Regions from separate parts of the Homo sapiens genome. Here region 1 is linked to region 2. Evidence: chromatin contacts called from ENCODE Hi-C or POLR2A ChIA-PET data. All regions are on one chromosome and are shown on one strand. Each heading gives the region's core, a stretch centred on a gene start or an enhancer-like site at or near the end of the contact. The rest is flanking DNA. Distances are from core to core; before and after follow the strand shown.

What was found. Hi-C counts contacts between places; a loop is a spot of excess contacts on that map. ChIA-PET counts read pairs that join two places held with the same protein, here RNA polymerase II (POLR2A). Pooled maps may share reads with other maps.
Region 1: a loop to region 2 is called in a pooled map, with 4 times the contacts of the local background. The contact joins two enhancer-like sites. A Hi-C loop is called at or near these places in 3 of 37 single-sample maps with no recorded cell type and 7 of 50 pooled maps. POLR2A ChIA-PET finds 5 or more read pairs at or near these places in 10 of 52 experiments (A549, MCF 10A, OCI-LY7 and 6 more).

The regions. Positions count from the first base shown.
Region 1 is chr15:84,760,413-84,764,010 of GRCh38, reverse strand. All of the region lies in intron 1 of ZNF592 (zinc finger protein 592), which reads right to left. Among named protein-coding and RNA genes, the nearest start is that of ZNF592, 14 kb to the right of the region's middle. RefSeq lists an enhancer at 2,896-3,397. Within about 2 kb of position 2,295, at least 3 of the 41 ENCODE cell types and tissues checked have a DNase peak (open chromatin) inside an H3K27ac peak, as active enhancers do.
Region 2 is chr15:84,632,761-84,636,635 of GRCh38, reverse strand. It overlaps the pseudogene SCAND2P and the pseudogene EGLN1P1. Among named protein-coding and RNA genes, the nearest start is that of WDR73, 20 kb to the left of the region's middle. RefSeq lists silencers at 2,349-2,428, 2,899-3,248. Within about 2 kb of position 2,500, at least 6 of the 41 ENCODE cell types and tissues checked have a DNase peak (open chromatin) inside an H3K27ac peak, as active enhancers do.

The sequences.
Region 1 (3,598 bases), core at 1,046-3,545, 130 kb before region 2:
AAGAGGAAAGTCGGCAGAACTCTTTTTTAAAAACTAGGTGATCCCTAACTGTAGCCAAACATGAGAATCACCTTGAGAACTTTGGAAGCTACTAATACTTGGCCACTACCCCTCTAAGATTCAGATTTAATTGACTAGCGTTGAGAAACACTGGTTAACGGCCCATCAACTACATATACCCACAAGTTACCTAATAAAAGGACTCATTCCCTGAATTTCTCGTTCTGCCCATTCTCACTCTAATCCTGCATTCCCTCGCTTGACTTCATTTTTGTCCAGTTTTGACAGACCAACATTTAGTTTGGATTCTAAATAGTAATACAGACAATATTAATGTAAAAATGTAGAAGGGAAGGGAAAGAAACTAATTATCTCAATTCTACAGAAAGAAACTAGAGAAAACTTTCCTGAAGTTTTTCCTTTTCTTATTTGGGCTTTCACATTTCAAAACATAAACTAACAAGCAGACACTGTGCTGTCCAAATGAGGACAAAAGTTAGAGATCAGGGGCCAAGGGGTGTCTTAGGTCTGCTGTCCAATAGTAAATAAATTGGGAGGTGCTCCAATGAGTATACTAGGTTATTTACTCCAGATTAACCTTGGTTCCTCTGGCCACCAGTTTCTGTTGGGTTATCCAGACAGTCTCTCTCACATGCGCAATCATGCAGTTTGGATGCAGAATGGCTAACAAACCTGAGTGTCAGGCTTCACTTCCAGGCTGGCTGCTTCTCCCAGGTCACCCTAATCACACACGCATGCTTGGATGTGTAGGAATCTTACAGTTTATAACACACTCTTCACACTGCACAAGGAACTCACCAGTGAGTGAACTAAGACTGGCACTCAGGCTCCTGCCTGCCCCCAAGGACCAAGCTGCCCCTGTACTTTGGACTCCAAACCAGCAGGTCAGTTTTCACATTTCAAGTTTCCCAACACACTCATCTTCCCAAGGTGCTACTGAATAGGGCACAAATTTTCCTTCAATTTGGTATTGAGACATTCACCACAGCCCTTGCCATAATGATGACACAACTTAGAGTGTTATAAGACCAAGATTAGACAACATTGCTCTAGAACACTGTTCTAGATTAGAGCTTCTTCCAACACTAGAAAGATTCAGGACTATCGGAGCCAAAGAGATTCTAGAAAACCATTAAATTTAAACCACTTACTCTACAAGCAAGGAAACTGAGGCCCAGAGAGGTGAGGTAATCAAATAAGAAAAGGGACATAAACTGAAGAGTTTTTATTACTGTGGAAGATTCCTGTTATTCCTGGCAAGGTCAGGGGGCCCTTGCTTGCCCTTCCCATCAGAGCAGCTGAAGTCTCCTACTCACAGTTACCCTTCAAATCTCTCCACCAAATACAGGGGATAAGGCTTATTTAACCCTCAGACCAGTGCTTCTTAGACCTGGAGCGATCCTAATGCCTAACCCCAGCTCAGACCAATTAAACCAGAAATTACAGAGGTGGAGCCACCATAGGATCCCCAAAATCCGTACCTTCCCCCATGGGTTCCTTAAACCCTCCCCAGCCTGAAGGGCTTTTGCACTTGCTCTTTTCTCCAATCTGATTGCTCTTTTCTCAGATATCTGCGTGGCTCCCTCTCTCACTTCCTTCAGACCTCCGCTCAAAGGCCATTTAATCCATGAGATTTCTCTGACTTCTCAATTTAAAATAGAAGACCTTCCTCCCCACCAAACCCCTCATCCACCAAGCCTGCTTCATTTTTCTCCATAACACTTTTCACCATCTCTTATATTTTATCTTACTTATTATCTATAAATGCATACAAACCAGAATGAGCCCTATAAGAGTAAGATTTGTGTTTATTTTGTTCCTTGTTATATTCCCAGTGCCTAGAATAGTGCCTGGCACATAGCAGACCATCACATATATACTCTAAATGAACACATCAGGAACACAAATCTCAAAATATGACTCATACCAAAAGATCATAAAGAAGCAGCCGTTTGGTTGATTATACCAAAAACACTTCTTCACTGATCTCATCTTGGCACAACCCTTATCAAAAACAGGATAGAAGCCTAATGAAACAGAAACCATTCAGAAATACTTTCAGAAATAAGTATTTCTAGACAATTAATCCAATCCAATGGGTTTGTTCGTCAAAGACAATTTGTTCTGAGAAATAAACATACGGAAACAGAAAATGAACTTGAAAGGTGATGGAACAAATGGCTTTCAGATATCATCTTAGCATATGTGCAGATTCAGAAGAAAGCCTGAGAGCACTGACAGCTGTACTCAGACAGGAAGAGTTTTCAGCAGACCAGAAAGAACAGACAGGCTCCTCTCCTGGGATTACAGCCCGTGAGGTGAAGGTGCCATCTGGGATACTATTGCCTGCTTACCCCCAGACCCCTCAACCTGATGAACACCTTCAGCAACCTGAGGATGACCCTTCCTTTTCCTTTCTCCTACTTACACCCCACCTGCTTCCAAAACTCACTTGAAACCACTGACAACACTTTAAACTCTACCACATTGGAAGCACTGGAAGCCTTTGTCAAGGCAGCCACACAGCAGTTGGGGAGCATCCCGCCATTACCAAGTCTCACTGATGTCATCTGCTCCATCCCATGTCTGCCGACCCCCTGGTCCTTGCTCTTTCCTTGCCCTCTCTGGTCTTTCCCTACTTGGTCATCCTGCAAATTTCTTTAAGACTAATCCTTCCCAAACACCATTTTTATCAGGTCACTTACTCTGCTCAAAAACTCCCTGGGCCGGGCATGGTGGTTCATGCCTGTAATCTCAGCACTTTGGGAGGCCAAGGTGGGTGGATCACCTGAGGTCAGGAGTTTGAGACTGGCCTGGCCAACATGGCGAAACCCCATCTCTACTAAAAATACAAAAAAATTAGCCAGGTGTGGTGACGCATGCCTGTAATCTCAGCTACTTAGGAGGCTGAGGCAAGAGAATTGCTTGAATCCGGGAGATGGAGGTTGCAGTGAGCCAAGATTGTGCCATTGCACCCCAATCTGGGCAACAAGAGGGAAACTCTGTCCTAAAAAAAAAAAAACTTCTTCCTGTAGCCTACCATATTAGGTCCAAGCCCTGGGCCAGGCTTTCAAAAACCTCCATAATCTAGGCCTAAGACCAGGGCTACTGTGTTTTTCAGCAGCTGCCCCTCACTGGTCTTGCAGCACCAACTCACTGCCTCCCTGCTGAACAGCACCAGTAAGAGATGGGGTATAGAGACTGGAACAGACTGGACCATGTCTCTGAACTCCGTTCCTACTGAGAGCATCCTCTTCATCCTCCTCTCTTCCACCCAACCACACTCCTTCTCTCCTACTCCAGCTGCTAGCTACACTGCCCTTTGCTACCCTATCTCTACACCACACACACACCGCAGACATGCACGCATGTACTTTCATTCATTCAATAATATTGAGCACCATTACTGTGTGCCAGGCCTTGTTCTAGTCACTGTGGATACCACAGTGGACACCACAGTGAACAGAACAAATGAAATTCCTGCCCATGTAGAGCTGATAATCCACTGGAAGGAGACAGACATACAGAGACAGATTCATAAAAGTCATACTTATTCTCTTTCTCAACCAGGGCTCCT
Region 2 (3,875 bases), core at 1,251-3,750:
CCATGCCCGGCTAATTTTTTTTTTTTTTTTTTTTGTATTTTTAGAGGAGACGGAGTTTCACCATATTGCCCAGGCTCATCTCTGAACTCCTGGGCTCAAGCAATCCACCCACCTCAGCCTCCAAAGTACTGGAATTACAGGCATGAGCCACCATAACTGGCCTTGTTTTTCAGTTTTGATAACACACCTGAGTCATCTAAATTGGTCTGGGGACACTTAACTGTTTTAAGGATTACTGCACCTTAGTTTAACCCTACCCTTTTGCCCTTCCCACCAACCAGACCTAAAATCTGTCTCCAACTGTAACCTATTGGGACCGGTAATCTCTGACTCACATAAGGAAAGGTGCTACAGGCTCCCCTATGTTGTTTTACAAAACATGCCAACCGAGGTCCTTCTTCACTTTGGAGGTGCCCATTTAGGATCCCAGAAATTCATGCGGTCAGCCTGAGGTCAACACACCAATCTTCTAAGTAGAAGGGAGCTGTACCTTCTACCCCACTTTCTGCACTCACAGAGTACTTCTATGCCCTCCCCACAGAAGGGTACTTCCTTCCTCCCCACACTGCTGCTACTTTTTTTTTTTTTAAATCTGATTTTGCACTTTTTTTTTTTTCTAAGCTAAACATCTTTCAGTACAGGTAAGAAGACTGGCATCACATCTGGGAAGTGCCTTAACAGATATCTGAGGAGTTACTGCACATTAAGTCGGTAACAACACACTTCGGTTTCAAGGCGTATGTAATCTTCCCTTGATGCTCTTCAACAGAGACAAGGTTCCTGTCTGTAGATCAAATAAATCACAGTATTAGGAAAAAAAATAACAGCAAATTTGGAAGTACAATCAACTTAAGGAGAAGCAAAGGAAAAGACTTAGAAATGGGACATTATTGTCTACATCTAGAGGATACATGTATCTGAAAGCTTAAGAAAGCCCTTATCTTAGGAACTTGAAGCTGAGGATAATCTCAAGTTCACTTAGTGCCAGTCACTTTAGTTTTTAAAAAAATTTAACTTAAACCCCAGCCTAGGCAACATGGTGAAACCCAGTCTCTACTAAAAATACAAAAATTAGCCAGGCATGGTGGTATGTGCCTGTAGTCCCAGCTAGTTGTGAGGCTGAGGCGGGAGGATTGCTTGAACCTGGGAGACAGTGGGGTTGCAGTGAGCTGAGAATGCACCACTGCACTCCAGCCTGGGTAACAGAGCAAGACTCAAAAAAAAAAAAAAAATTAAACTCTTCTTATTGTGTCTTTTTCCTTGTAAGACATTAACTAAAAGTTACTGGTAGTAAATGGTGACTGTTTTACAATTGGGTTTCATTATTGACAATATCAAAAAAAAGCAGCAATCTTTAAGAGTTCAAATTAGTGTAAGATAGGAAGGACTGCAAAACAATCTGATTTTTCAGTTGTAATTAAAGTGCTCCTTTTCTTATTTTAAGTAAAATAAAATTAATCAGTCACTGGCAACAATCATTATTAAGAGGTCTTTTAGGGCAAAATTTAATAGTATGAAGAGGTTTACAAAAATAGATTGACGTTATTTTGAGAAATACTGTAATTTTTTCTCAATTCAGTTTTGATAAATTGTACCTAATCATAGAAAAATTATTCCAATTCAAACTTGACATATATTAAAAAAGTAGAGATGAAATTAACTCAGCTACGTAACAGATCTGGCAAAATATAAGAATGAAAAAAATTCTACACAGGGCACTTATTTCATATCCAGAGGTAAAAACATTTTCTATTAGTAGCTTATCTTCTTCCTGTAAGCAATCACAGATTCTAAGTTGATCATGCGGTACAAAGTCACAGCAGTCAGAATCTTCTGTTTGATGCAACACACAAAGTTGTTTGTTTCCTTACTAAAATGCGAACTGGTTGTCTATTTTTCTTTATCCCATTTATTCGTATTCACAAATTAACAAATAGCGTCAACAATTATTGTAGGTGAAGTGGGGTATTGCTGGATCAAAGGCTCTATAAGACGTCTTTACTGACTGAATCTGAAGGTTTATTGAGTTCAATCCTCACACCTTTTTCACCTGTTAGATATTTTACTTTAGCTCGTGCTCTCTCATCTGCATCAAATACCAAACAGTTATTGCGTACTTTGTAGCATATGCTGGTTGTACTTCATGAGGGTTGCGATGGTCAGACCAGAAAAACAGCAGTCTATCAAATTTGGGTTCAATGTCAGCAAACTAGGCTTTACCTTCTAGAAAAATTCGAAGTATACCTCCACTTACCTTGGCATCCCGTTCTTTAACGTAATGTAATACATTTCACACGTCTTCCGTCTCCATTTGGATTATCAACATGACGTACATAACCCGTTCCATTGACCGGATAACAAGCAGCCATGGCTTTTGTCCGGCCCGGGGACGCGCGAGGCGGGGACGCGGCCGCCGCGGGGTCGGCCGCGGACTTGGCCTTTGCCTTGGCTGCGTCCCCGGAGGCGCTGTCCCGGCGCCTCGCTGCCTTCCTGGCCTCCAGGGCCCGGTCCCTGGACGGCGGCGCTGCAGCGGGCGGCGCGGGGCCGGAGTCCTGGTGAGGGCCCCCTCCGTGGCCGAGGGCGCCCTCGCTGCCCTGGCACACGAGCTTGTGCTTCTTCCAGTCCTGGCGCTGGCGCTCCTTGCAGCAGAAGGAGCTGCGGCTGCAGCGCAGCAGGTTCTCCATCTTCCCGCACAGCTCGCAGTACTGCCGGTCTCGCTCGCTCGAGCTCGGCTCGCCGGGCCCGCAGCTGTCATTGGCCATGGCGACCGCAGCTGAGCAGGAGGGGTGCGGCCGGACGGCCTCGCCCGAGGCTGGGGAGCGGAGAGAGAGATAGGGGCCGTCACTGCGCCATGCACCCGCTACCCTTGACTCAAGGAGGCTGGCACCCAGGGCCCTCGGCCGGGTCGCTTCCGAGTCCTAGGCTCCGGCGCAGCGCAGGCGGCCGCCTCAGCGCCTAATCGCCGCCGTGGGCTGAGAGAACGCGGCCTGTGCGGCGAACGGCAACCCGGGCTCGGGCGCGCGAGCCTGCGGAGCGCAAGACCGGCCCCCTCGGCTGCCGCCACCGCCTCAGCGTCCCGGGCGGCCCGGCCCAGGCTGCGGAGGAGCGCAGGGTAAGCGGGTGCCGCTCGCTCTGCGCATTCTGCACGTACACCACGGTACGGCGGCGACCCGGCCGTGCGGCGCGCGTGGGCCCACACTGCGATTTCTTATCACTCTTGCGGACGGGCTAGAGTTCGTTCTATTTTGGGGCTGTGCTTCAACTGTTCCTCTGGTTCTGCTGTGAACTTCACCATTGCCTGGAACAGACAGATTCTGTCTGTGCTTGCTTCGGATGGATGTTTAGAGAACTCAGTACTGATCCTGAGGGCTCCTTCTTTGAGAGCACATCCTGTCCCTCTTCAAGGACTGGAAGTGGTCAAAATTCTGTAGGGACTAAAACTTAAACATCCCAAACATAAAAAAGCAGAGGAAAGGTTGGGTGCAGTGGCTCACGCCTGTAATCCCAACACTTTGGGAGGCCGAGGTGGGTGGATCACAAGGTCAGGAGTTCGAGGCCAGCCTGGCCAATATGGTGAAACCCAGTCTCTACTAAAAATACAAAAATTAGCCGGGCGTGGTGGTGGGCGCCTGTAGTCCCAGCTACTAGGGAGGCTGAGGCAGGAGACTCGCTTGAACCCGGTTGGCGGAGGTTGCAATGACCCGAGATGGCACCACTGCACTCCAGCCTGGGTGACAGAGCGAGACTCCCTTTCCAAAAAAAAAAAAAAAAAAAAAAAAGCAGAGGAAAAAGCCAGTCTTATGCAAAAGCCTGCAACAGCAGTAAAGACGGCAGACATGTGGAAGGCTTTATGGAGATAAGGCCATGGACCACTG